Regions from separate parts of the Mus musculus genome. Here region 1 is linked to region 2. Evidence: chromatin contacts called from ENCODE Hi-C or POLR2A ChIA-PET data. All regions are on one chromosome and are shown on one strand. The core of a region is the stretch at or near the end of the contact, and the rest is flanking DNA. Distances in the headings are between cores, read along the strand shown.

The links. Hi-C counts contacts between places; a loop is a spot of excess contacts on that map. ChIA-PET counts read pairs that join two places held with the same protein, here RNA polymerase II (POLR2A).
Region 1: a loop to region 2 is called in a map of heart, with 2.8 times the contacts of the local background. The contact joins the promoter of Hoxa4 here to the promoter of Hotairm1 in region 2. A Hi-C loop is called at or near these places in 10 of 37 maps with a recorded cell type or tissue (adrenal gland, gastrocnemius, heart and 1 more). POLR2A ChIA-PET finds 5 or more read pairs at or near these places in 2 of 5 experiments (Patski and embryonic stem cell).

Annotation. Positions count from the first base shown.
Region 1 is chr6:52,190,045-52,193,488 of GRCm38, forward strand. Hoxa4 (homeobox A4) reads right to left here and starts at 1,659. Exons shown (of 2, transcript NM_008265.4): 1 at 1,134-1,659; 2 at 1-644. The coding sequence starts at 1,644. The coding sequence ends at 298. The region is part of intron 2 of Hoxa3 (homeobox A3); the gene reads right to left. It overlaps LOC115490409 (a long non-coding RNA gene), which reads left to right. Exons shown (of 2, transcript NR_168044.1): 2 at 2,481-3,016.
Region 2 is chr6:52,157,026-52,160,545 of GRCm38, forward strand. Hotairm1 (Hoxa transcript antisense RNA, myeloid-specific 1) reads left to right here and starts at 1,499. Exons shown (of 2, transcript NR_131181.1): 1 at 1,499-1,661. It overlaps Hoxa1 (homeobox A1), which reads right to left and starts at 1,292. Exons shown (of 2, transcript NM_010449.4): 1 at 542-1,292; 2 at 1-64. The coding sequence starts at 1,196. It overlaps Hotairm2 (Hoxa transcript antisense RNA, myeloid-specific 2), which reads left to right. Exons shown (of 3, transcript NR_146400.1): 2 at 865-953; 3 at 1,265-1,504.

The DNA.
Region 1 (3,444 bases), core at 409-2,908, 33 kb after region 2:
ACGTGCTGTCTGGCTGACTCAAAGGTAGTCGATGGCCAGTGCTTTCTTACAGGTGTCCAATCCTGGCAAAGTTGTCCAGGTCAGCAGGTTGTTCCACTAAGCAGTAACGAGGACGAGGACAGACGTCCTCTTGGAGGGGTCACACCAACCAGGGATAATGTCTTCTTTTTGGTTATGGTTTCCAGCAAGTTGGATTTTGTTTTGGTGTCTCGGGTTTACTTAGGGAAGAGCAGATGAGGACAGGAGCAGGAGATGAGTAGGGCACATAAGTGAGAGAAACTGATCCAGGTCTCTAGATTATATGGAGGAGGGAATGGGTGTGGAAGCACCAGGGAGAGGGTGGGGATGGGGGTGTGGGCTGTGAGTTTGTGCTTTCCCAGGCGGGCCGGCAGGGGCCGAGGCAGTGTTGGAAGATCGCATCTTGGTGTTGGGAAGTTTGTGGTCTTTCTTCCACTTCATTCTCCGGTTCTGAAACCAGATCTTGACCTGGCGCTCCGACAAGCAGAGCGTGTGGGCGATCTCGATGCGGCGCCGCCGGGTCAGGTAGCGGTTAAAGTGGAATTCCTTCTCCAGTTCCAAGACTTGCTGCCGGGTATAGGCGGTTCGAGAGCGCTTAGGTTCGCCTCCGTTATAACTGGAGTTGACTGAACACCAGAACCCCGAAAGAGAAGGCCAAAGAGGAAGAAGTAGAAGAGGAGGAGGGGAGGAGAGAGGAGATAGGGTGGGGAAGAGCAATCGGACATCATCATTATATAATAACCTGACACCAAGTTCACACAAGATACATAAAAAGGCAAAGAAAATGTTTCACAGGCTATTGACAACGGGAAACACCCGAGAGCCATAAAGAATGGTGCTGGGCTTTGGGGCTGAAGAAAAGCTTCAAAGACACATGGCCGGGAGCCTCTGCCAGGGCAATTAAATTTATGGGGGCTATAATTACTGCCCTAACAGTTTGGCGTCTCGTAAATCTCAGGATAAAGGGACCCTGGGTACAAAAGGGTTCTCACGTTAGGACCAGGCTGCGGGCGGCGCGCACACACCCACAGCCAAAGCGCCGGCCAGATGGGGGTCCCCTCCCGCGCCCTGCCCCGCGCCCCCACGCCCGCTGCCCTCCCGGCGGCGCCACATACCGGCGCTCACGTGGATCTTCTTCATCCAGGGGTACACCACCGGCTCCTTGCCCTTCGGGCCCGCCGGGCCCTGGTCCGCCAGCAGCAGCGGGCACGCGGGGGCGCTGCCCCCCGTCGCGACAGCCGGGGTGGTGGGGCCGGGAGCGCAGTGCCGAGGGGGCGCGGGGGGCTGCGGGGCCGGGCTGGGGTGCGCGCCGGGGGCCGGGGACTGCTCGGGTCGCGCGGGGCTGGCCCCGCGGCAGGCGTAGGGACAGGCGGCGGCGGGCGCGGGGTACAGGCCCCCGGGGTAGCTGGGCTCGCGCGCCCGCGGCGCGTAGTAAGCGGGGGGCTGGCGGGCCGCGTGCGGGTTCGGGGCCGGCAGGTGCGGGGCGCTCTGGGGCCGCGGGTAGCCGGGACCCCCGCCCACGGCGCCGTCCCCACCGCCCGGGCCACCGTGCGGGGCGAACTCCTCGAAAGGAGGGAACTTGGGCTCGATGTAGTTGGAGTTTATCAAAAACGAGCTCATGGTCATTAATTTGTGAAGTGCAAAAATACTAATTTTTCTCGCGGTGTCGTTTTTCTGCGCTCGCCGAGGCCCCTCCCCCTCTCGCCGCGCTTCCCATCCCCCCCCCCCCCCCCCCCCGGCCCCGGCGCCCGCCCCTCCCCCCGCTGTCAAACGACTGCCCCTCCCCCTCCCGCCGTCGCCGCCGCCGAAGTCCGCGCCGCTCCTCCCCCGCCCGCGCGCGCTCCCCGTGGCCCTGCGCGCCCCGCCCCCGCGCCCCACGTGCTGCGATCCGGCCAATGGGAAATCCGCGCGCGCGGACCCGGATCAGGAAACGCGCGGGGGATGCGTGATGGATGCTGCTAGCCTTCAGGGTGGGAGAAGCGAGCTTGGGTTCCTCGGGCCCCCCAACTTGGGTTCCGGCTGAGAAGTTGGGGCCTGTTAGACTGCGGGTCCTTTCGAGCCCTGTTCCTGCCCACGTCTGTCCTAGGCCTCTGGGCAGCTGGTCGCCACGACTCAGCGCCGATCTCCAGTCCAACCAGGCTTCGGGTGGTCCTCCGAGGGTTCGAGGCCCTCCAGGAGAGGGAAGGGCACTGGGACCAAGAGGCAGACCCTGGCTTTTTATCCTAGCTCTGGAATAAAACGAAGGAGGCCTACGGACCCATTTTTCTCGCCCTTTGATTCTTTGTCCACGCCCTACACATCCACCCGGCTGTTAGGGAGTCCCTGCTTTGCGAAGCCAGGGCTGGAGCTGCACAGGGAGGATGGGTAGAAGGGCCGCTGAACAAGCGGGTCAAGGAAGTACAGCAAGCGAGGGCGATCCACTAAAACCTCGTGGATACTTATTTTTACTTTTTTTCTTTCAGACGCAGAATTTGTACATTATTTTTTCATTTAAAGACTTGGAACCTTCCTATATTGCAGTTGATGGAGGTGCTGAGGAGAGCTAAATGTGCCTCCTTTATTAGGCGCTATTGTGAGACCTCCACCCCAGAGTGGGAAGAGAGACGACGCCTGCACAAAACCCGGCTTCGAATCCAGTAACTTCGCGTTTCAGAACAATCACCAAACAAAAACAAGTTTGAGATACAATAAGACCCTGCCTGGTCTAATTGTCAATCGGTCTTTTCTAACTTTTCCCTCCCTTCTCCTTTTGGATGCTGTTTCCTCGTGCAGGATCTAAACCAAGGGCTATATTTACAGACCAGCCCGCGATTGCTGAAAAATTAGCATTTTAACGATATCAGTAGCTCTGGAAAGGAGAGAGAAGGGACTGTTGCCTGCCATTTGGTAATTGAAATTTGATGGGTAAACTAATTATGCCATTATTATTAACAAATAAATTACTTATTAATTCCACCTAATGTTGATCTTTGAAGTAAATACTGATGCCTCACTCGTACCTGGAATTGTGCTCTTTCTTTCTTCTGAATAGCAGACACGCCTAGATCCTTTGCATGATGGTAAAGCAGTGCAAACTATCACCGCCATTCTAAAAAATAACTCTCCTCTGGGTATGCAAAGCAGTTTCCGTTGGTGCACCTTGCTGATTTTTCAGAGAGCAGGATAGAACAACGGCCTTCTCAAACGCAGACCAGGAAAGTTATAACCCAAGCCTAGAGACACTTCAGAAAGAACATCCATTCTATCTTCATTCATATCTGTTACTCACTTGAGCTACTAAATACTGGGATATATCCTATTTGATAGATAGTCATTTAATGCTTAGACACATGAAGACTATTATTGAGACTAATCTTTAAAGTAATTTAGGGAAAGAGGTTAAAAAAAGGATCATGTTAGTTTCTTATTGAAATCATCCTGAAGTAG
Region 2 (3,520 bases), core at 249-2,748:
TTGGTGGTGAAATTGGTGCGCACTGCGTTGGGTTGACCCACGTAGCCGTACTCTCCAACTTTCCCTAGGGTAGGGGAGGAAGAGAGAAAAGATTAAAAAAAAAATCTTAAACCTTTATCCAGATTGCCCCAAGCTTGAGGCAATATTCGGTTAACTACTCAGCGAGCACAAACCCTATCGGGAAGCGCCAGTGACGATGTGTAAGCAGTGTTAACCTGAAGTCAACCATTAGTGTGATCAGGCTCGTGATTAATGGAGCCTTGTAGATATTAACAGGACATCACCATCACCACCATCACCACCATCACCACCTCCCACTCCCCGCACACTATCTAACTATAGACCATTTAAACCTCAGCCCCTGTGAAACGCTTTTGCCTCTGCACACCTGGGCACCCTACACCACTCACTACAACTCTAGATGACATTAGACATAAACAAGAACCAATCTTTTAAAAATCATTCATTTTCCTAGGAAACTAGGTGTGCCAGCCCCTTTCAAAAATCGAACAGCATTTGTCTGTCAGCCGGCAGGACTTACCTGTTTTGGGAGGGTTTCTTTTAACTTTCATCCAGTCAAAGGTCTGCGCTGGAGAAGACGTCTCTGAAGCAGGGGAACGACAGGCTTCTTGGTGGCTGGCGTGGAGAGGGGATAAGGAGTTATTATACGTGGCCAGGGCCAGAGTCTGCTGCTCTTGTCCATATGAGTGGTGAATGTACTGGGGCGAGCCCACTGTGCCCCCAGCATAACCCTGGTGGTGGTGGTGATGCTGGACCATGGGAGTCGAGAGGTTTCCAGAGTAAACAGCGGGAGCGCACGGGGGGTACCCACCACTTACGTCTGCTTCCTGATTTAATCCATAGGGGCCATAAGGCGCACTGAAGTTCTGCGCGCCATAGCTTGGACCACAACTCGAGTGGGAATAAGAAATCCCAAGGTTTCCAGAAGTCTGGTAAGTAGCCGTCTGGGGGTGGTGATGGTGGTGGTGGTGGTGGTGGTGGTGGGGCGAGCTGATCTGCACCCCCCTGCCCACTAGGAAGCGGTCGTCGCCGCCGCAGCTGTTGGCACTGACCGCGCAGGATTGGAAAGTTGTAATCCCATGGTCAGAGGGGTAAGCTCGCGCCGAGCAGGTCCCAGAGTCGCCACTGCCAAGGATGGGGTATTCCAGAAAGGAGTTCATTCTTGCATTGTCCATCTGTCACTGAGTGATTGGATCCTGCGAAGCCCTGGGTGACCGTGCCAACTTTCTCACTTCCTCCATAGGACCAGAGAAGAAAAATGATATGAATGTACAGTGCGCAAGAGGCGGGGCGGGCAGGCGGAGGGCTCGAGGGGAGGACACGTGACTCTACCAGCCAATGGCTGAGCCGCCTGCGAAAGTTTACCGGCTGCGGCCGTGATGGATCACCGTTTCAGTGGCATTTAAATCCCCGGCGCTCCTCAGTGTAGGTGACGCGCGCTCGCCCCCCCAGGCAGCCCGGGCCGCGGCGGTAGCAGCGGCCGCTCCCGGAGCTGACTTGGAGCACTGGGACCAAAGGGAGTCGAGACTGCCTTCTGCGCGCGCCCGGCTTTGCGCGCCTCCGCCACCAGATGTGGGGGGATGGGAGGCCCCCTCCGCGGCCCCTTCCCCACCCAGCCCAGAAAGCTGAACTGGCAAGAGGTGAGAGGGGATGAGGCCTCCTGGCTCTCTTGTGGCGGGCATCTTGTGGGCCGAAAATCTCTGCGTGGTCGCAAGGACCCTGGCGGAGCTGGGAGCACGCGGGGTGGGAAGGGTGGGAATCCAACAGACACCACGCCCTCAGCTCGGGGCGGCCGCCACTACCCAACCCCTGCAAGAGACCTGAGCCCGGAATCCCGGCGCCTAGGGCGAGGTTGCGTCACTGGCTCGCCAGCCTCGGAATGTAGAGGGACGTGCGCAGAGGATTGACTGGGAGGAACCATGGTGAATGTGCTGGGGACCAAAGCAAGAAAAGAAACTTCTGTCCTCATCCAAAGGGTCTTAGAGCCCTCTTCCCTGATTCCTGCCGGCCAATAGCATGGCAATGGGAGCTTCTGTAATTCGACCCCAGGGTCCCGGGATTCGGGGGTGGGGGTGGGGGTGGGGGGGGCTACGAACCCAGCTCTCTGGGAAAGGCCGGGTGTCCACTCTCTTCTCTGCCCTCTCTCCTTCTCTGTCGCTTTGCTCTTGGTAGCCCTGCAAAATCGGGGCAACTCTGCTACTGGAGTTTAAGGAGTAGAAGGCAAAGGAGATTGTTGACGCCAGCAGACGTGGCTGACTGGCGTGAGGGCCGAGCCTGAGCTGCAGGCCATCTGCCAACTCTTAGAGACCCAGGAGCATGCTCACTCTAGGGTAGGCCTCAGAAGGGCAGATAACAGGCAACTCCTAAAAAGTATGCAGACCTCCCCCGTCGAGTTTCTCTCTTCCAGGAGAGGCAAGTTAGGAGTGGAAGAGCCCCCCCTTCCCACCATCCCCTATTGCCTGTGTGGACTGGGGCATGGGGGGTGTTGAGGACCGGCAGGTGGGAGGGACAGATGACTGAGTGGATGGGACCCTTTCCAACGGGCTTGTGTGAACCTGCAGGTCACTCCCCAGAGAGACACGTGCAGATGTGAGCATCATCCCAGGACAGGGGTCCTGTTTCCCATCAACCTTGTCCTGCAATGATGCTGATGGTGTCAGTAATTGCTGTTTACTATTAGATGTCACGTCAACTCTAAGCTTGGAGAAAGAAAAGGCCAAACAGAGATGAGAATGGACATAGTCTTAAGGAGGAGAAATTCAGCGGTCACTTAAAAAACACCGTGCAGACAGTTCTGCACAAGTTTTCTTCTCGATGTTTCTAGCTTTATATCAGGCATGAAATTAACAGTGTAATTTACGTGTGAGTTTGGGGGGATCCCTTCTCTATAGGAAGGGAAGAAGAATGCAAAGTCACTCTTCGGGCTTCTGGGTTGTGTTTTTTCTCCACACGTAGAAGTTGTCCCCTCCCCCACACCTCTCAACCCCGCCCCCAGCAAACCTGGCCATCCTCCTGGAAACCTAAGCAGACCTACGTCCCTGGTCCCCCTTAGTGACAACTGAACACTTACCCCAACCCACTTTCGGGGAGTAGTATTTCTCTGTGACCCATGACTCGCCCCAAAGCATGGTAAAGGGAGGAGCACCCGGGAAGTGTCCTGCCTTAGCCTCTTCTTCTGGGAAACCATCCAAGTAGAGTCTTTTGGGAGGACAGTCCTCCCGCTAAGAGGAAAGAAGGGACTCCTGTGAGTCAGGAACAGGAAGTGAGAGAGGCTTGATGCTGTGAGCGCGGGTGAGGGCCTCTCTCAGCAGAAGGCAGTTCATTCCTTCTTCCCCTTGCCTCTTGCGGGGGGGGGGGGGAGGACGGGGGGGGGTACAGGGGGCGTCTGTGGGCCCCCTTGGTACCGATTTGCATTAACCTACAGGCTCCAGGACGCCTGCCTGAAAGCTACCCCCAGGCCTCCGCTCCCCTTCTGCTAATTCTCACTCCCCCAAGCCCT